Linked DNA regions of Homo sapiens: region 1 is linked to region 2. The links are chromatin loops, found by intact Hi-C in ENCODE. Cell type or tissue: heart left ventricle. All regions are shown on one strand. Links, peaks and the distances in the headings refer to the core of each region. The heading gives the core; the rest is flanking DNA.

Evidence for each region. Peaks named below come from ENCODE experiments on the same cell type or tissue, not always from the same donor. Only the 100,000 strongest peaks of a DNase experiment are listed, where the experiment ranks them.
Region 1: a loop joins it to region 2, with 1.9 times the contacts of the local background. A loop is called at or near these places in 5 of 110 quality-filtered maps.

What each region holds. Positions count from the first base shown.
Region 1 is chr6:169,219,309-169,230,178 of GRCh38, reverse strand. It overlaps THBS2 (thrombospondin 2), which reads left to right. Exons shown (of 22, transcript NM_003247.5): 14 at 500-607; 15 at 1,898-2,057; 16 at 3,881-3,999; 17 at 4,800-5,034; 18 at 6,704-6,931; 19 at 7,711-7,982; 20 at 8,652-8,749; 21 at 9,842-9,981. All of the region lies in intron 2 of THBS2-AS1 (THBS2 antisense RNA 1), which reads right to left. It overlaps LOC124901470 (a long non-coding RNA gene), which reads right to left and starts at 4,828. Exons shown (of 2, transcript XR_007059889.1): 1 at 4,515-4,828; 2 at 4,225-4,384. RefSeq lists an enhancer at 4,947-6,146. In heart left ventricle, for the core only: no CTCF peak of the experiment used is centred there; no DNase peak of the experiment used is centred there; H3K27ac peaks cover 1,642 bases.
Region 2 is chr6:169,064,766-169,075,635 of GRCh38, reverse strand. LOC102724357 (a long non-coding RNA gene) reads right to left here and starts at 7,850. Exons shown (of 2, transcript NR_134619.1): 1 at 7,654-7,850; 2 at 6,212-6,447. LOC124901469 (a long non-coding RNA gene) reads right to left here and starts at 216. Exons shown (of 2, transcript XR_007059888.1): 1 at 1-216. RefSeq lists an enhancer at 4,623-5,822. In heart left ventricle, for the core only: no CTCF peak of the experiment used is centred there; DNase peaks (open chromatin) are centred at 3,304 and 4,925; H3K27ac peaks cover 1,845 bases.

The DNA of each region.
Region 1 (10,870 bases), core at 1,957-9,956, 150 kb before region 2:
TAGCAGATAATTTCAAGTTCTCAGCCCTGGTTTCTGAACATATCACATACATATTTGAAAGACTCTTTTCTTTGAGATTTTTTGACTGGTGAGGGTTAAACGTTTATAAGCTTTGGCATTTTGATTTATGAGCTGAAGTCTGTGGGAAGGAAAGCACCACTAAAGCCTCTTTTCTCTCCCATGTTCTCTCAGAGCAATACCTTGTCATTCTCTTCTTGTTTCTGCAGTTGTTTGGCAACCTCACTGGGATTCTGGGCTCCGAACACAAGTTTCTTTTGTCTCCCTCGTGAGTAGTGGTGACATAATTTCCAGGGCAGGAGTTGAGAAGAAATTCATGCGCTTCTGGCCTCCTGGCTCCTCTCTCAGCTCCCGCTTGAGATCGAGGACTGATGGGGCACGCTTCCTTCCTCGGCGCCATGCTGGTTTCATTTCACCTGCATTCCTGAAAGAGGCGCTTTCCTAAATGTTTTTCCAAGTATTCTTCCTTCTCCAATTGCAGGATAACTGCCCCCATCTGCCAAATTCTGGGCAGGAAGACTTTGACAAGGACGGGATTGGCGATGCCTGTGATGATGACGATGACAATGACGGTGTGACCGATGAGAAGGTAGGAGCAGCTTGTGCCGCGCACCTGCCCTGGGTTCCAGGAGCAGCGAGGTCCACAGGAGGCCACTTTATACCAAACAGCCCTTGTCAACGTAACTGCCATTGTCCTGCAAGCGTTTGTGCATAGGCAGTTCCCAAAGGTCACTATAAAGACAGTCCTTTGCAAAAGCGGATTTTACCTCAGTGCATGGGGCTGCCCAGGGTGTGCTGCCGGAAATGTTTTGAATAATTTTTTCTATTTTAACTGCAAAAAAATAGAAGACCTCCTCTCCTTCTGCTGAGGAGCCAGTGATGGGCAAGGCTGACACCACCATGAGTGATAGACTTGCCTTTATGGCAACATTTAAAATATTACCATTTTTCTAAGAAAATTGCTGCAAACACAAATGGTTTAATGTATTTGTACACAAAACAGCTCTAGCAAGAATAGATCAAGATTTTACTCACTGCTTTTTTACATCTGACTTTGATGGGAGACATTGACTCACTAATCCATTCATTTATTTGATATTTACATATCTCTCCTCACCATGAAGTGTATGATATACCATTTTTGCCTTAGCAATCTACAAATTTTCAACAAAAGACAGATGCATAAATAATGATAAAATGATTTGATATGGAAAAAGTGTTTGGCGAGGGCTAACTCTTTTTTTTTTTTTTTTTGGTCGCTCAGGCTTGAGTGCAATGGCATGATCTTGGCTCACTGCAATCTCCATCTTCTGGGTTCAAGCGATTCTCTTGCCTCAGTCTCCTGAGTAACTGGCATTACAGGCGCACACCACCACGCCCGGCTCATTTTTGTATTTTTAGGAGAGATGGGGTTTCACCATGTTGGCCAGGCTGGTCTCGAACTCCTGACCTCAGGTGACCCGCCTGCCTTGGCCTCCCAAAGTGCTGGGATTAATGGTGTGAGCCACTGTGCCCGGGCCTAACTGGCTTTTTAAAGCACTGGGATTAAAGGTGTGAGCCACTGCGCCCGGCCCTGGTCTTGAACTCCTGACCTCAGGTGATCCGCCCGCCTCAGCCTCCCATAGTGCTGGGATTAAAGGTGTGAGCCTCCGTGCCCTGCCCTGACTGGCTTTTTGAAGTGCTGGGATTACAGGTGTGAGCCACAGTGCCCAGCTGTGATTAAAGGTGTGAGCCACCGTCCAGCCCTAACTGGCTTTTGTGTTTGTTTGATTTCTATATTGATTTTCATCAACCTTGAGTACATAACTTATAAGTGCTAAACGGCCCGACACACATTCCTATGATCTTCGTTAAAGTCTTCCCTTTCTTGGTTTTCCAGGACAACTGCCAGCTCCTCTTCAATCCCCGCCAGGCTGACTATGACAAGGATGAGGTTGGGGACCGCTGTGACAACTGCCCTTACGTGCACAACCCTGCCCAGATCGACACAGACAACAATGGAGAGGGTGACGCCTGCTCCGTGGACATTGATGGGGACGGTGGGTGCTTCTGCTCCTTCCCATGCGTGCACTTTTTTTTTTTTTTTGAGATGGAGTTTCACTATTGTTGCCCAGGGCAGTAGCACCATCTTGGCTCACTGCGATCTCCACCTTTTGGGTTCAAGTGAGTCTCCTGCTTCAGCCTCCTGAGTAGCTGGGATCACAGGTGCACACCACCACGCCTAGCTAATTTTGTATTTTAAGTAGAGACGAGGTTTCACCATGTTGGCCAGGCTGGTCTCAAGCTCCTGACCTCAAATGATCCGCCTGCCTTGGCCTCCCAAAGTGCTGGGATTACAGGCGTGAGCCACCGCGCCCGGCCCAATGCATGCATTTTAAGGGTCGCAATTGGAGGCATTGGCAAGTTTCATGTTTTATTCTGAATTTTGATAAGCTCCTTTCATTTTTACACTACTATAAGATTAAATGATTCATTCAGTTATTCCCATAGGGACCCATGCTTATTCTGCCTTGCCTTTTCCTGAAGGTCAGGGGACACCAGCCACAGGACCGCCCTAGAGAAAGCTATGCATTTGGTATCCTCCTCTCTCTGACCCCAGCCTTGCAGTCCTGGGCCTCGTGCTTCTTCATGGCATCTTTTCTAATGTTCACCCTTCATTCAAAAATTCCAAGAAGCCATTTCATGTTTTCATCAAACTGAGCTTCTAGGAGTTAGAATAACGTGGGTGTATTGTGGTTACCTCTGCCACTGATCCCGGTTGCTGCTTTATCCGGAGAGTTCGCTGGCCTTGGTAAGCGAGCTCTGCAACCCAGTGCCACTGTCACCGCATGGTCATCCCTTCTCTTGGGGTGCCTGGAGACCAGGCGAGTGCTTCTGTAGAACCAGCAAGAGCTGGGGGCAGGCTCGCCTCCACGCTGGAGCTCGGCCCCAGCTCCTCCACACTTCGCCTCGTGGGGTCCTCTTCCCAGCCCGGCGCCAGCCACCCCCTTTCTGAGCCACCCCAACCTGCTGTTCTGTCTCACAGCGGGTTTCTCAGTCTGATCTTTTCCACTGATTTCTGCCTCCACCCTCCTCTCGTTCTCTGGGAATGTGGTGGGTTGCTGTCTGAGGGCTCGTGGTGGCCAGGGGGCTCCTCGGCTCCCCATCCAGGATGGCGTCTGTGATGTGCTGGATGCAGATCTCAAGCTCCAGTCCCTTCCATTTTTATTTTTTAGGTGTTCCTTACTTCCCTTCTCCAGACCTCACCTGACCAAAGCAAGGCGAGCGTCTCAGCTCAGTTCTGGCTCTTCCTGTGGACTCGCTGCCGTGTAACATTTTGCTCTGTCATTTGTGACACTGTCACTGATGGTATTGTTTAGTTCAGTGCTAGTTTATATTTTTGTAACTTCAGTATCAATGCAACTCATCACTTTCAGATTTCTTAAGATAAGATATGACATCTAAAAACCCTGCCACTCTCTGCCATTGTTTTTTTCCTACTCATGTGCATGGATGATAAACTCCTGGGAACTCAACACATACTTTCCAAGTGGGTATTAGGGAGAAATAAGCAATTTAGCAAGCTCAGATTTACACGGCGACAGCACATTCAACTACCCCTCCTGCAACATTACCCAGAAATCTCCAAAAGTTGGTTCTATTTCAAATGAAAGGTATTTGAACTGTAATGAAATATGTCATATGTTCTTCTAAAATCTAATAGTCTTTATATTTTACTATATTCTTAGGCGTCTTTTTATTATAATTAAATAGAAGTGTGGCTGTAAGCAATTTCGTGTGATAGGAAAAACAATGTGCTTTTTCTAAACTCACCTGTCCTTCTGGTTTGTTTTTGTTTTCTTCCCCCTTTAAACACTTACAGATGTCTTCAATGAACGAGACAATTGTCCCTACGTCTACAACACTGACCAGAGGGACACGGATGGTGACGGTGTGGGGGATCACTGTGACAACTGCCCCCTGGTGCACAACCCTGACCAGGTGAGGGCAGCCGCAGACAGGCGGGGTTGGAGGTCCTCATCAGAGGGACGCGGGGACGGTGGCGGTGTGGGGGATCACTGTGACAACTGCCCCTGGTGCACAACCCTGACCAGATGAGGGCAGCCATGGGCAGGCGGGTCTCAGGTCCTCATCAGTCCCCTCCATGGGGCCTTGGGAGTTTTCCATGAGCTCCACAAAGACAGGATAACATGGAGTTTTCAATGATTTCAATTGAAAACATTTATTCAACTCAAATCTCAGCACTATTCTTGTATCTCAGTGGCCACAGGCCAAATGAATAGACGCCTTCACCTCATCAGCTGGAGCGAGGTTGTGTCTTCACAGAATTCTCTCCCCATTTTCCTGATGCCAACATAGGAATTGGCTTCATTTCCAGGTTTGCGTTTGAAAGAGACAAGGGAGGACAGTTATCTTGATGCAGCTCATAGGATATATTATCCTATGATGTAAATGGTGTAAATGGCGCAAATGGTGTAAAAAAGAGACATAATTACCTGGTAGTTCATGCTTTTCCAGCGAAGAAGCACATCTTCCTTTAGTGAAGTGAATTACTGTGGAGAGGTGGCAGAGGGTGGAGAGATTCCTGGACCGAGAGGCCTGGCCCCAGTGCTTGTCCTGACGTCAGGGTCAGTGTGACCTCGGGCCAGCCGCCCCTGCGTGGCCCTGGGGCTTGTGCTGCAGGACGAGGAGGCCGGCTCTCAGGCTTGCGTCCTGCTGGTTCCTCTCCACCTCCTCAAACTGGCAGTCCTCTGCTGTTTCTCTCACGCCCCATCCCCTAGACCGACGTGGACAATGACCTTGTTGGGGACCAGTGTGACAACAACGAGGACATAGATGACGACGGCCACCAGAACAACCAGGACAACTGCCCCTACATCTCCAACGCCAACCAGGCTGACCATGACAGAGACGGCCAGGGCGACGCCTGTGACCCTGATGATGACAACGATGGCGTCCCCGATGACAGGGACAACTGCCGGCTTGTGTTCAACCCAGACCAGGAGGACTTGGACGGTGGGTGCTCTCTCAGCTCATGGGCGTGGAGGAAAATGGCTTCTGAGCAACCCGCCAGGGCAGAGATATGTATGCACGGAGATCATCTTAAATCTGCTGCTGGAAAAAGGGCAATGACTTTGGGCCTCTTAAAGCTGTGGGTCCATGCAATATGAGTTTCTTCTCCCCTGACACTCAACACATTCTTGGCTGTGTGTGTGCCCTTCAACAGGTGTGCTGCCTCAAGTGTGTGTGCACGTCGGGAGGAGGAGAAATCCCTGCCTCCATATAACTTCCAGATTGTTGACGATCTCCTAGAAAGAATGCGGGTTACGAACGTAGGATGAATTGGGAATTTGGTGTATGGGGCCAGGCAGGGGACAAGGAGGATTTTTTTGAAAGCAAAGCCAACAAAAGTGGCACGAGTGTGAAGCATGAGAGGAAGAGCTGCTTTGCTCAGCAGTGAGCATGAATAGGTGGCCCATAGCCACGGGGGCCCAAGGAAGGAGCTGGATGGGCTGCAGTCCTCTAAGTCAGCGTCCCTGAGTAATAAACAAGGGCACAGCTGTGCTCTGGGGCTTCCGGGGAGGCTGTGAGAAAGTGGCCCTCACTTGGAGTGGGGCCTGGCTGACACAGGCTCTCTTTGGAAGCCACGTCCTTGACAGAGGGAGATAAGGACTTGAGGGGCATCTGAGACAGCATGACTCAGAAGTACGTGGGAGATGCTGGGATCAGAAGGGCAGCTCCTGTGTTCTCCCCGAGCAGCATGAAGGGATGGAGTGAGCACAGCAAGCCTCATCTGGACTCCGTGTTCGGGCATGCAGGGGCTTGCTCCCCATGCAGCCTTTCCCCAGGGAGGGACTGGGACAGAGAGAAGCTGATAGGCAGAGCAGCATTTCAGCATTTCAGAATGCCCTGATACCAACTATGTGCCTGCCACGTGGTAGCTGGAGTATGTTCTTGAACAGAACGGAAACTAGTTGAAGAATATGATGAGATATTCAATCCAACTTGCCTTTCCTCCAAAACGGCAGGCCACGTGATAGCTAATTCAGTACATTGCAATCTGCCTGTCAGGTTATCGTCATCGCCGTAGACTGATAGACTGGACACATGTGGCAAATTCGTGGTCCCCCTGTTTGCACCAGGCCCACCTCATCCCCACTCCCCACCATGCCACAACCCCGCTGAAAACTTGACAAGGACCCACTAAACAGCGGAAGTCCATGTCTCCCTAGGAAAAACCATTTTAGTGTGAGTTCCGCTTTAATGCCAAATAGACTATAAAAGGCAAGGATGACTAAGAAAAGTAATAACAGACATTCAGAAAACTATCCAAACACAAAGCTGGAAATGCAGGTTGATATTACTTGACAGCCATTCAGGTTTTATACCTGCAGCATTGAGTTTGGAACACGGTGAGAAATGGCTTTATGTGAATTTGCTGTGCTGGCCTTTGCTGTGTATTTATCACAAAAATTTTGTGAAAAGAGTTGAGGTTCCTGTGAAGTCAAATGTTTTGGAGATTGTTGAGCACGAATCCACAAAACACTGCAAAGCACTCAGTCTTAGATGTTCTGGGAAAGATGCACTCATGTTTCTCAGACACGGAAAAGCAAATGGCAAACCACCGACCACCGACTTTGCTTCTTTGTTTTTGTTTTTGTTTTTGCTTGTTCTTTGTGCATAGGTGATGGACGGGGTGATATTTGTAAAGATGATTTTGACAATGACAACATCCCAGATATTGATGATGTGTGTCCTGAAAACAATGCCATCAGTGAGACAGACTTCAGGAACTTCCAGATGGTCCCCTTGGATCCCAAAGGGACCACCCAAATTGATCCCAACTGGGTCATTCGCCATCAAGGCAAGGAGCTGGTTCAGACAGCCAACTCGGACCCCGGCATCGCTGTAGGTGAGTCTCTGAGACACGGCGGTGGTGCCAGCATTTCTCCGGGGGAGGCGCCCACAGAAGATGCAGACTGCACTTTAAGATCATGCAGGTGGGATGCCATGTGGTCTTTCTGGAAGCCCCCATCCTTCCATGGTCTGTGAAACTGTCTGCCTAAATAACCTTGACAGGTACATGCACCTGCCGCTCTGAAGTCTCTGAAATTTCAGTAAACCATTTTATTTTATAGACTTGGTCTATGAAATGGGACCTCATAATCCTCTCAGAACTCTTGTAAGTTGGATCTAAAAGAAATACCTTCAATTCCACTAATCTCATGGTAAAAGAGCCCATCGGGATGATGAGGGGAGCCCGCCCTGCCTGCTGGGCATCCACTGTCAGATGGTCACAGGGCCAAGCTGGGGATTGCCTGAAACCTGTTTCTTTTTTTTTTCTTTTTTTTCTTTTTTTTTTTTTGAGATGGAGTCTTGCTCTTGTCCCCCAGGCTGGAGTATAGTGGTACAATCTCAGTTCACTGCAACCTTTTTTCCCCGGTTCAAGTGATTCTCCTGCCTCAGCCTCCTGAGTAGCTGGGATTACAGGTACCCACCACCATGCCCGGCTAATTTTTGCATTTTTAGTAGAGACAAGGTTTCACCATATTGGTCAGACCAGTCTCGAACTCTTGACCTCAGGTGATCTGCCCACCTCGGCCTCTCAAAGTGCTGGGATTACAGGCATGAGTCACTACTCCCGGCCACCTGAAAGGTGTTTCTAACGAAACCTTATGGCGTTGCATCCAGGTTTTGACGAGTTTGGGTCTGTGGACTTCAGTGGCACATTCTACGTAAACACTGACCGGGACGACGACTATGCCGGCTTCGTCTTTGGTTACCAGTCAAGCAGCCGCTTCTATGTGGTGATGTGGAAGCAGGTGACGCAGACCTACTGGGAGGACCAGCCCACGCGGGCCTATGGCTACTCCGGCGTGTCCCTCAAGGTGGTGAACTCCACCACGGGGACGGGCGAGCACCTGAGGAACGCGCTGTGGCACACGGGGAACACGCCGGGGCAGGTGAGGTTGGCTGGCCAGGCCCACACATCTCCTCTGCACCACTGTGGCTGCAGAGTGTTTCAGCAGGACTAGCCCAGTCCAGAGACCCCACTTTTGTCTTTATTAATTTTAACTCCAGGCACAGTTATTTTAATAATCTTACTTTATTATAGACACTGTGCCTGGGGTTACAACTCAACACAGTTGATAATTACCAGTTAAATACAGTTGCTAATCCTTTTACAAATTAAACCTCTTTTACCCTCTTCTGGAGATAGGGAGTGAGCATAGGACATAATGATCAAAGATATAATATGAAAAAAATATTTTAAAAATTGAAGCTAGGGAGAATTGAATATCAAAACTTCAAGAATTTTGCCCAACATCCCATATCAAGGAAAGAGAAGATCCAGACATGAACCCAGGAATCTGAGGATCAGGTGCCTGGGCTCTTCAATCCAGGAATCTGAGGGTCAGGTGCCTTGGCTCTCAGCCCTGAGCCACACTCTGTCCATGGGCTTCAATCCACAGTAGAGATTTGGATGATAAACACATCAGAGAGATATGGAGCACCATGAGCCTTAAGCATGAACTTGCAAAGTCATGTTTTTGCTTCCTGCTTGGTGTTACAGAGCTGTGGTTAAGGCTCCGGGTGCCCATGGCACTCAAGAGTGCTATGTTCTCTCTCAGGTGCGAACCTTATGGCACGACCCCAGGAACATTGGCTGGAAGGACTACACGGCCTATAGGTGGCACCTGACTCACAGGCCCAAGACTGGCTACATCAGGTGAGGGCAGGTCAGCACAGCTGCATTTCTTCCAAGGGGCTTCCCATCGGACGGCACATTTGAACATTAATAGACAAATAAGCTCAAGTGAATTCTAACTTTTTGTTTTACTCTGGATTCTTCGTCATTAACTGCTTTCTCTTTTCTATCCTGCATCTCTACTAAATATTAAGTATTTTTAAAAAATGGTTGAAAAGGAGAATATACAATCTGCTTTGTTTTGGGATGATAACCATATTTTCTCCTAATGAATACCCCAGGCAGGGGAGAACACCTGCAATTAAAATAACTGCATCTTTGCAGAATTAGCATGTGCTTTATTGGAGACTAGATTTGTACCTGATATAAATGGCTGAATTTAAAACACGGTTGTATGAAGTTTTGACACAGTTAGCCCAACAGAATCTTTTCCCTTGGCTTAACAGTATTTATAATTGATTTTTATTCAAACAAAATGTGGTCAATTTAAAATCAAGGTGTTTTTGTTTTTTCAAAGTTAATAAGCACCAAGATCAGGCTGGACTCTGCACAGATGCCAGGAGTGTGTGAGTCCCTGGCAATAGAGGGCAGATCTGTGTGGGTGAAGTGCAGGCTCGTGGCCTCGCTGGAACGTTTCCCTAGGGGGCCTCCTGTTTATTCATATTGATGCCCCATCCTCCTGTCGGGGGCTTGGTGTATCCAGTCCTGCTCCCACGCAGCTTCCACAGTGGGGAGGAGAGCCGGTGAGCTCATGGTTTTAGCACAAGGTGAAGTAGGGAGAGTCCGGTGCATCTTCCCAGGAAGTGGGAAGCTTCCTCCTCACCCCACCAAAGGTAGAGTCTCCTCTAAAGCCCTTGCCTGGGTGACTGTAAGTGAACTCACAGATTGTGACAATAGTGTGGTTGCAAGAAGGAAGGCGTGCCCTGGATCAGTGCTGCACCAGGGGTGGCTGGAGCTCCAAAGGAGAAAGCCAGCAATGCCCCCTGGGGCACTGAAGCCCTGGGCGGAGTATCCACAGCTTGTGTCCGGAGCCAACCTTCCATCACTGGTGAATGCTTCACAGAGTTCATGTTGTCTTTCTTTCCTCTTCTTCTTTTTAAACACCATTTTTAGAGTCTTAGTGCATGAAGGAAAACAGGTCATGGCAGACTCAGGACCTATCTATGACCAAACCTACGCTGGCGGGCGGCTGGGTCTATTTGTCTTCTCTCAAGAAATGGTCTATTTCTCAGACCTCAAGTACGAATGCAGAGGTGAGTGTGAGCACTTCAGGTTAGTGGGGAAGGCATGTGGCACCCAGAAAGGGAAAGGGGTACACAGTGCGCTCTTCCACTTACAAAAGCTGTACATCAGGGCAATAAACCTAATGCACAATACCACACATGAGCCCCCTGCACATTCCAAGCAGCCATTTCATTTGGTCAGCTTGGATTGTTTTGTTTTTAATTGCATTTGGATGCCTCTGGTAGAACACTTTCCAATTATTTACAGGTCCCACCCATCCTCATTGTGCCATAGCCTAGAGTTTCCTAGATTTCCTCCACTTCCAGGCTCCTGACGCCATTTTAGATTGGTACCCTTGCATTAGCAATGGCAGGCAGGCAGGAAGGAAAGAAGGAAGGAAGGAGTTTCTCTATAGTTATCTCGCTACAGGTATATTTGAATCAAAATATTATAGACCTGGAAGATAACTTGAATTCCATCTGCTCTAATTCCATGCCTTCAAATGCGCATTACCCTTCCACAGATGCAGTAAATAAGGCTCAGGATGCTTCTCAAGAATCACACATTGAAAATCATGTGTTTGGCTGGGGGCAGTGGCTCATGCCTGTAATCCTAGCCCTTTGGGAGGCCAAGGCGGGTGGATCCCCTGAGGTCAGGAGTTCGAGACCAGCCTGGCCAACAGGGCAAAACCCTGTTGGGGTTGATTTATCTGCTTGCTTCTGTGGAGGTTTTCTTCTCCTTATGTTAGGATGTCTTTCAAGGCATCTCATTTCCTCCCATCCATCCATATCATTCATCCACCCACCCATATATCTCATCCATCCACCCATCCATCCATCCATTCATCCACCCATCTCATCCATTCACCCAACCATCCATCCATCCACCCACCCACACACCCACCCATCTCATCCATCC
Region 2 (10,870 bases), core at 1,099-9,098:
CCGTCACGTCCTCCACACCCCAGAGGAACTGACCTCCACGCTCCTCAGTCGCTCCCCTGCGTTCATGTCCTGTGGTGGTTCAGACCTCAGTAAGAGACATGGCTAAACTGCTTCACCAGAAAATGTAATGTGATGTAATATCCTTTCTGATTTATTTTCTTTCCGATCTTTGTATTAAGAACTAAAGATCGTGTGCAGCTTGGTCGTGTCATTCCGTTGTTGTGAAATGTTTTCCGAATGAGCTTTGCAGAATTTCTCTGCATCTGTGCAGTTTTTCAGTGGAAGAGAAGCAGGCCACGTGTCCACGACCCAATGCAACTCCTCCCGCGTTAGCTGCCACAGCCAAGAAGGGAGCCTGCAACTTCTCTTCTCCTTGCCTGAGCTGTTGGCCACATGCTGAAAACGAAAACTAAGCAGTGTGTCCATGGCTCCTCCAAAACAACGCTCATTCCCGCTGTGCAAGAATGCCTCAGCCCTCACTGAGTTTCCATTTTTTTTCTGGCTGTCAAAGTAGACAAAGTTTATGTCATACATCTTAGCAGCTAAATGTATGTTCTTAGATTGTTTCTTTGTGCACAAATACTGTCTTATCAAACTGTATGGTCCTTACACACAAGTAAACACATGGGAAGCACATGAGAAGCTTTAGTGACTATTTCATTAACACTTCTGAATAGCGTTAGCCGGAAACAGTAAATCCAGAGCCTTCCTCACATCCTCACATGCCTTCAGATATCCTCTGACCTTCGGAAGTGACCTTAGGTATGATTTTCCTTTCCTCATTTCCAAGTCTTTGATCCAAGTGGGGTTGAAGTATCATCCCGACTCATTTCTGAAGACTTGTAGCATAGGGCAGCCCCTGGCTTATTCTCAAGCTGCCCAATATCTTTAGTTTGTTTATTTTTTCCAAATATGCCAAGACAAACTTTCCCTCAAGCAGAAATGATAAATCCACATGGCTTATTTACAGCAGTTCCAGGGGACTAGAGGGATATGATAAAAAGAAGCCAGGGGGTCCCTGTGAGGCCAACATTCTGTAAGACGCTCCGGTCAGGGCCATTCATTTCTAATCACAGTTAGTCCTCAGAGTGGGAATCATGATATCCATTTTAGGAAAGGAATTCAATTGTATGTATTAAGAATTTGGGGCAAAAGCTTGGTAGGAAAGCAATAAACATTTATTTGATGAAGATGTATATGTCCATGAGTGACAGACAGGAATTGCAACTAACGTGTATCAGATTCCAAAGCATTTTTTTTTTTCAGCAAACTATACTTAATGGTATGTTATGTGATCTGCCAATATCATCACATAGACTTTTAAAAATCTTGGCCGGGCACAGTGGCTCACACCTGTAATCCCAGCACCTTGGGAGGCAGAGGCGGGGGGGATCACCTAAGGTCAGGAGTTCGATACCAGCCTGACCAATAAGGTGAAACCTTGTCTCTACTGAAAATATGAAAATTAGCTGGGGGTGGTGGTGTGCACCTGTAGTCCCAGCTACTCGAGAGGTTGAGACAGGAGAATTGCTTGAACCCGGGAGGTGGAGGTTGCAGTGAGCCGAGATCGTGCCACTGCACTCCATCCAGCCTGGGTGACAGAGTGAGACTCCATCTCAAAGAAACAAAACAAAACAAAACAAACTATTTTGGCCTTTAAAAATATACTTTATTTTTCTCTCTTATCAAAATGCTTACTTTCAAGAAATGGATCCCAGTTTACACTAGTAATTGTCCATGTCTTTGGAATACCTGCCTGTGCTCCTGGGAGGTTGAGCTATTTCCCCATTTTACACATATGGGAACTGAGGCTTCAAGGAGTGAAATAATTTTGCTAAGATGGAACTGTAATGAAAGCACCGAGGTTTGCAGCCGTAGGGGTCTCATTACACAGAGAAGGCCGTTCTCCTGCAATGCACTGTGTGTCATGGCTAAACTCTTTCACAGCCCCGAGTGGCTCTCTGGCATGAAGCTGGTCACATAGTTTTCTGAATTTGCAATGCAGTAATTATCTAGGGTCAAGATGAAGAATTCTGTAGGAGAGGCAGCTGGGATATCTTGGTGAATTCCCAAATACTTCTATAGCCACAGGGTATTTATGAAGACCCATGGTGATGGTCAGCATTCCTAGCAGGGGTTGGGAGCATTCCACTTGACCCCAGCCCTGCTGCTCCGTCCGTTCAACTGGGCTGCTCTGGGGCTGGTGCAGCCTCTCAGGATGTGGAGTCAGGAAACCCAGGAATCCCATTCCTTGCTCCAGGCCACCCAGAACATCAGGGTGGGGCTGGTGTAGGAGCTGCAGCCTCCTGTTGTTGGTCTTATCCAGATTCCAGGCTTCTCTAGCAGACATTCTAATGTAAAGTCATATTTTGGAAAGTGATTTCATCATCTGATTCCCAAGTTTTTCTCCAGAAAATTCTGCTTTTTCATCACTTCTCAAAGGCACACTTTTAAATAAAAACCATAAAGTGTTGGTTCATATTGTTTATTCTTGTGTACAAATCTGCTGTGTCAATAAGAATAAGGTACTTTTGAAATGTAGACACACTGTGGTCCTGATGCGTTTGGTTCAATTCGGGTGAGTGCGGCTCTCGGGATGCCCCCAGTTACAGCGCCAAGTGGGTCCTTAGCTCTGGCCTCTCCCTAGCTGTGATTCCCTGGTCAAAATTCGCTCCCTAATTCTCAGGAACAACTTCAAACTCCTGCCATTCTCTTCAAACCTTGGATTTCAGGTGAAGTCCCAGCCTCAGCCGGATCTGTCAAAGGGCACTGAAGTAGAAACTGCGTCTCGGGATATGTCCTGCCTTGAGGCGAGTGCAAGGGGCTTTTGCCCGGTCACTCCCAGGCCACAGACTCATCTGGGGCTTTGGATTCCTAAGCACTCCTCCCTCCCGATGGGACACCCTGTTCCACAGCCTCTGGATACTCTCATGAGGTCTGTGGTGTGGACCCCAAGCAGCAAACCCACAGACGCACGCTGTGCATGGAATCTAAGAGGATCTGGGCAGGACCCTGGGTGGTCCGGGGCTCCGGGGAGCAGAGGCCACACTGACATTAACTGGGTGAGGATTTTACAAGGAGGAATGCCTGTGCAAGGGAAACAATGTGGGAGAGTGGCCAGGCTGGGACTCGAGTTCTACCCCAGAGGAGGACAGAGAGAAAGGAGGCTGGGAGGATGCATCTTGGACCTCTTTGTAGACTGAGAGACTGCCACTGCTGCTGCAGAGCCCCAAGGCCAAAGCCAGCGGTCAGAGAAGCCCAGCGCCTCCCCAAGGACGGGCTCCGCTAAGCCTTCCTATCCACGTGAATGTTGCTGAGGAACAGCTCCCAGGCAGTGCAGCCTTCACACTAAGGCAGCAGTGGATTGCAGATGGTTGCAGCTGGCGTCCTGTGAAGACATATTCATTGCCGCGACATCAGACATCATAAACGTGCATATGAGCACCAAGGAAGCACACGGTGTTGTATTCATCCATTTTCACACTGCTGTAAGGAACTGCCTGAAACTGGGTCATTTATAGAGGAAAGAGGTTTAATTGACTCACAGTTCAGCATGGCTGGGGAGGCCTCAGGAAACTTACAATCATGGAGGAAGGTGAAGGAGAAGCAAATACCTTCGTCACAAGGCAGCAGGAGAGAGAGAGAACCAAGAACCAAGTGAGGAGCGCCACCTTTAAACCATCAGCTCTCATGAGACTTCCTCACTATCACAACAGCCTGGGGGAAACCGCACCCACGATCCAATCACCTCCTACCAGGTCCCACCCTCGATACATGGGGATCACAATTTGAGATGAGATTTGGGTGGGGACACAGAGCCAAGCCATATCAAGTATGTTCACAGAAGTCTTATTCATTATGACCTCAAACTGAGAACACATCAAATGTCTATCAGCAGTAGCATGTATCAATAAGTAACGGTGTCTCTTTTTACAATGAGTTACTTTACAGGAATGGCATCTTCTCTACTGCATAGGACATGGATGAATGCCACAAACATCATGCAGACTAGAAGGGGTCAGACGCAAAAGACCATGTGTCACGTGACACCACGTGTGCTCAGCTTTGAAACAGACAGAGCCGCTTTGCAGCGTTGGCCCTCAGATTAGGGGTCACCTTCTGGAAGGAAGGGAGGGAGGGTGAGGAGGGCAACAGAAGTCCTTCTGAGGTGTCAATAGTACTCTATTTGCGATTATTGTCAACATAGTTTTAATCTGTAAGCAACTTGCTTAAATGTTGACAGTTATTTTGTGTGCATGTGTGTATGTTAACTATAAACCCAGCTCCCTGGTTTATAACATTTGATATGAATGGTTCCTTAATGCAGAATCAAAAACACAGGTAGGTGCACAGTCCTTGTGCATGAAAATAATTGCTACAACCATGTATTAATACGTGGGGCACAAAAAATCATGGAACCTATCTTTTTTTTTGGTTAACAGTATAAAGAATGTTATCACTCACAGTGCTATTGACTCAGTCCAGGCACTGAACTGGACACCAGGCGCTCTGAGAACAAATTGCTTGGATATTCCTAGGCTTGTTTATTTTGACATCAGTTAAAAGTAATATTGTGAAGAAGGATGGAAATAGATGTTGAAATGCTATCTGGCAGGGCAATGATTCCAATGCTTAGCACGAGGTCTGTGGTCGGTCCAGCTTGAATTCCTTTTCTCAAGATAGGTCACCTCGGATTCTCTAAGAAATGTGCACAATGCTTAAATAAAATGCCATTTTTGTCAAACTGTGTAGACACACAAAACTCAAACAGAAAATTGGCACCACAGTCCCACTTTCTGTCGTAAAACCATCTTCTCCCTCAGGCTGATTCATTCGGTCATAACCCAGCAGCCCATGAGTCTCTAAGCACCTACTGTTGGTGGAGCCTGAAGCTGTATCATGCGCCTCGAGGGGCTGACTCACAGCCCAGGGCTCAGCCGTTCACAGCGACCTCAGCGTGACTCACGCTCAGGACCCAGGTCCTGTCCAAAGTTATTAAAGCTGCACTCAGGCCCTCTGTGCCTCTGACTATCGCGTTCCTTCACAATTATTAGCAGAGAACCCCTCCTGGTGAGAGCAGGCTGAAATATCTGAAATTCATTTTCTTTTAAGGGACTCCAGTTTGGCACATAAATTTCCCCTCTTTGCTCTCCCCAGAAAACACACTGTGAATCTGGCATTTCTTTTTCATCATGCTAAGAACACATGGGAACGTCATAGTTTTAATTTACTGTATTGCATGTATTTAAGGTGTGTGACACGCTGTTTGGATCCAGTGATCTGGTCATGCACACTCATAGGGAAGCAAGGACTACAGTCAAGCCAATTAATGCGGACATCATTTCACACAGTTGCTGTGTGTGTGCGGGCATGGTAAGTGTATCAGTCAGGGTTCTCTAGAGGTACAGAGCTAATGCAATAGATGTATATGTAAAAGAGGAGTTTATTAAGTATTAACTCACCCAATCACAGGGTCCCACAATAGGCGGTCTGCAGGCTGAGGAGCAAGGAGAGCCAGGCCAAGTTCCAAAAATGAAGAATTTGGATTCTGATGTTCAAGGGCAAGAAGCATCCAGCACAGGAGAAAGATGTAGGCTGGGAGGCTAGGCCAGCCTCTCGTTTCAAGTTTTTCTGCCTGCTTTATATTCACTGGCAGCTGATTAGATGGTGCCCACTCAGATTAAGGGTGGGTCTGCCTTTCCCAGACAACTGACTCAAATGTGGATCTCCCTTGGCAACACCCTCACAGACAAACCCAGGATCAATACTTTGTATCCTTCAATCCAATCAAGTTGACACTCAGTATTAACCATCACAGTAAGGTAACCTAAAATTTACTCTCTTGGCAAATTACCAGTGTAAGGAGCAGGAATGAACACCTGGGAAATGGGAGGTTGTAGGTCAAACAGTACAGTTTCAGCTTTGTAGGATAAGTCTAGAGATCTAATGTAGAGCAGAGAAAACACATATGTGTTAAGGGTTTCAAGGAGAACGCTAGGAGCTCCCAGAAAGCCAGAGGTTTGTCTCTTTGGCCACCCACTCATGCAAGACGCATCCCCTGCTCTTGTTGTCAAGGTGACGCTGACGCAGATGGACATTGGAGTAATGAGGTCAGAAGCATAGCCTCAAACTAAAGAATGCAATCAACCAGCCAAAAGGCAAGAATTACCTTAAAATAACATAACAATCACAATAAGAAGCATGGCCGTTCTAAGGATATTCCTCGGAGCAAGCATGTTTAATGGAGCTTCATTCTAAACATTGCCCGAAATGAGAACACGAGTTCTCACCAATAGTGAACAGTAAGTCATGTGTGTGTAATTCTTGCCTATAATGCCAGCAGTCAAATCTGAAGCTTCCTGAATACTTCCTTTGGTTTCCTTGCTCCAGGTTCCTCCGGGTTAGTGGAAGCCAAAATGGGTGGCCTCATCCTGGAGATGTATTCACCTACACAAGCGAACACAAATAGTATTTCACTTCCTATCAGTTTCTGCACGGTCCTCTGAGAACTACCAGACAATGGGCAGTAGCTCAGTGGATACACAATCCACTCAGGACTTCCAGATCACTTAAAAACTGGGGCCCGGTAACAAGGAAGTCTGAATTAGCCCTATTTTCCAGTGTTAACACACCACCCTCACGCAAATGCTAGGTGCACATCAAAAAGATACCCTTGATTTTTAAAAATGACTTATCCGTGTAAGTGATAAAAATGAGAAGTCAATGGACTATGGTGTAACTATTTTTAAACCCTTTGCCTGTCTCATGTGCAAAAGCCAATTCAGATAAAAAAGTATGGAATTTAGTCAAAAATAATGTCTGGCGGCCATGGATGGCAGAAGCCGTTTTAGAGGCTGGGACCCTGGACGCCTGAACATGGAGGCTTTGACGTCTCCCCGTACCACCAGCCTCTGCCAAGAGTTGTCTTTGGAGGACAACCTCACTCAAGATAATCTTTCCTTTCTCTTCTGAATCTGGTTTTGTACTTTTTTGGTTTTCCCTCTCAGCTTCCCTCAAAGAACATGGTGATTTTTCTAGATTTATCTAGGGAAGAAAAACAGCAGATTTAAATAGCCATTGTAGCAGCAATGCCATTTTGGCTGCGTTTATGACAAGCAAGTGATCCGTGGTGCTGTTTACTTGGTCTGACATTTTGGTTCTTTGGTGAAAGTGTCTTATAAAATGGGGGTTGGAACTGCCTGAGTCAGTGGACAAAGGAAATCAGATTTATAGGGAGGTGAAAATGAGCCTTCTGAAGTTAGCCTCGTGAGTAGGTTTTGCGTAGATACCTACAGATTATGCTGAAACAATACAAACTTTTTTTTTTTTTACTTACCAAGGTAGAAGACAGGTCTTAAGTATTTTGCAAAATCAATTCAGAATATCATTGTAGGATAAAAATATAAGTAATTATGTTAATTTTGTGTAGGAAATGAGCTTTTAATGAAAGAACAGAAATCTCATATGTGAACCAAATTGAGCAAAGGAATCTGTTTCTGTATTTCTATATTCTAATGTATGTTTTTATATTTCTATATTCTAATGTATGTTTTAACATACTCCATTGAAAGATTTCAGAGCAATAGCAACTCGGTACCAACGAAGACCTCTAGCAGTCATAAAAAAAAAAGAGAGAGAGAGAATATGACTTACTCTCTAGTGCTTTAGAATTTACAAGGCACTTTTTTACAACCACATATATTTTATACTTTGATTCTTTTAGAAGCTCTGTATCGGAGGTGGAAGTTAGTGTAACTTTATAAATTAACAACAAACTGTGGTTAAAAAGAAAAGTCACATTATGATGCTAGAACACCGAGAGCAATGTTTAGGCCAAGTTTGCAGGGCTCCATGTCTGCTTCTCTTTATCCCGCCCATTGTGATTGGCTCCTCTTTATCCCTCTCATTGTGATTGGCTCCTCTTGATCCCACCCATTGTGATTGGCTCCTCTTGATCCCTCCCATTGTGATTGGCTCCTCTTGATCCCTCCCATTGTGATTGGCTCCTCTTGATCCCTCCCATTGTGATTGGCTCCTCTTGATCCCTCCCATTGTGATTGGCTCCTCTTGATCCCTCCCATTGTGATTGCATAGATTGTATCATATGCAAAATATTTGTTGGCAACAGATGCCACATTAACATCACTTGGAAAAATACTTTTGCTAACACGCTCATAGATTCCTTTGTTCGTTCATTTATGAAGCAGATGGCAATTAAGCGCACAGGCTTCATGCTGTGTCCCACTTTGTCCTGACACCGGAACAGTGCAGAGATTCGATCCGTAACCACTCCTGTGTGTGTGTGTGTGGGGGGGGGGGGGGGGGTGCATATATTTGATGGCATTCCATGGTTAAATTTTATACTAGAAATTCATTCTACATTTTAAAATGAAATGTTACTGCCTTAAACTCCATATTAGGAGACAAGGACTTGCAAGGGAGCCACGCACACAGCACATACCCAAATAAAAGTTATTGAATAAATATCAACCAGTTTCTTCGTCTTAGACTGGCCATGTCCTAATAACATTGCACTTGCTGATAATCAGCACTGACCAGGCCCCACGTCTGCTCTCTTCCTGTGCCAGTTATGCCTTTTACGCCATGTGATCAGGGAAGATACAAAAATGTGAAAGGTCATCTTAAAGCGTTTTCTAGGTGCCTAGTATTAAACCAAAACTTTGAGATGATGGAAATACTGATAAAATAAGCACTGCTTTAAATACGAATTTTTTTCTTCCATTACACATCTTAGATCCAGATAATGCAAACATAAAATTTTCTTACTACATCGGCATCAGAAGATGTGACTATCTAGGAGACTTCCTGACTAATAAATGCTCATTTTACTGAAAATACCAGAATGGAGAGATACTTCAACTGTTATTTCAGCATTTGAGAAGCTATAACACTAACCAAAACAAGTCAAAAGGAAATTTGCTTTTGCAATTCACCCTGCATTGTGTTGGGTTGTATGCGAGAGAATTATGAATTTCACATGAAGTTTTGAAAACAGAAATTGACATGGAATCACTGTGAGTAAAAGTTTAATGAAAAATATCTGGAAGAGATTATGGAGTAAAATATATTAGTTGTAAAATTGATAGACCCTAAAAAAATTATAGACATCCTGGAAAAAGTGTGAGTTGAAGCCTTTTTGCTTTCTTAAGAACTTATTTTTGGTAAATGTATTTTGCACAAATGAGTCTTTAGCTAAGAAAACATTACCCAGTTTAAATAATGGAACCACAATTTAGAAAGGTGTGAGCGGGGAAAGTGGCCACTTTGGAAAGGATGACTTGGAAAAGTCAAGTGGAAACGAATTTTGGAGGGGGGTAACGAGTGGGCTAAAGTTGATTTATATTAAAAAAAATACTGCATAAAGGGTAACCACAGGCATATAAGTATTATTTTTAAGGTTCTGAGTTCAGCCAAGAATAAAGATGCATAAAAAAGAAATAAAAATTCTGTCCCAAAGTATCTTGAGTTCTCTTTTCCAAAAACATGATCAAATATTCTTTGAAGTCAACATGCAGAATCAATAATATTATTAAATAAGGTGAGTCATTTCATATTCTTCGTCTTAAACAATAAGGCAATTTTAGAGTTTAAATGTTAGGGTGGGTAATCAAGACGTTGCCATAGAAATTATATTTGTTAAAATGAGTTGCACCCCTTTTTAAACAGTAAAGGAATACATGTTTGGAACATTTTTCTACCAGACGTTGAACAATGAAACCCAAGTTAAGTTCACGCTAAACCTTGGGCTCTCTTTTTCTTTCTTTTCTCTTTCTTTCTTTCTTTCTTTCTTTTCTTTCTTTCTCTCTCTCTCTCTCTCTCTCTCTTTCTCTCTTTCTCTCTTTCTCTCTTTCTCTCTTTCTCTCTTTCTCTCTTTCTTTCTTTCTTTCTTCACTAACTGTCTTCACTCCACTCCAATTCTTTGGTGAGACCCCGAGGTTCTGTGCATGTTGGCCCCACATCGACTTTTCTATGGTTAACGTTACTCAACAGCTCTTCAAATTGGTAAATACGTGATTCCAGGCTACTGAATATTTCTTCAAGAATTAAGGTAACCAAAGATTTTATAGTAATATCATATGTAAGCGTTTGAAATGGAAAAATTGCTAAACCTTAATGACATACAATGTATCTAATCACAGTGTCTGGAAAGTAAACAGTTTTTTACTGTTTATCACCTTATATAAAATTCAGGGGAATAATCATCAAAACAGAGAATTTAGCTTAGAAAAATGGACATTATTGAATTCATATCCTGTTTGTCAGCATCCTCTGGGAAACAGATGTCAAGCTGGAGTTAGAAACCGCGGAGACGGATTTGAACGTAATACCTGAAAAATGAAGGGAAGAAAGGGTGGGAGCAGGCGGGGGAGGAACAGAACGGGAGCAGGTCTGATGCTCGTGAGAAGGCCTGGAGTAGAGGGGACTGGGTGGAAACGGCCTCGGGCGGCTGCTCTGAGGACGAGTTCTAGGGAGCGCCAGGCTGGAGGCCTGTGGGTCCACAGGCGACACCCGCAAATCAGAGGCACAGCCCAGCTGGGAAACGCGCAATGCGCTGCCTTCTTCACATTCTACCAAAACGTTCCCGTCATCAAGGCGTGTGTCGCCAGCGCCCCAAATCAAATTCAGAGACGTTATTCACTCTGTGTCTGTGAGCTTTCCATTTCTGTTGTAAATTATGGCCCTAACTTCAAAGAGGAGCTAGCAAAAATGATAGATAAAATGTTGAACCGCTATAATGGAGATGAACAGGGGCTCTGGGGCTCACAAGTGAGGTCTGAGGCTCAGACCAGCTGTGTTATCGGGAAGCTTTTTCCAACCGTTTTGTATAAATTAACAAACCCCAAGATTA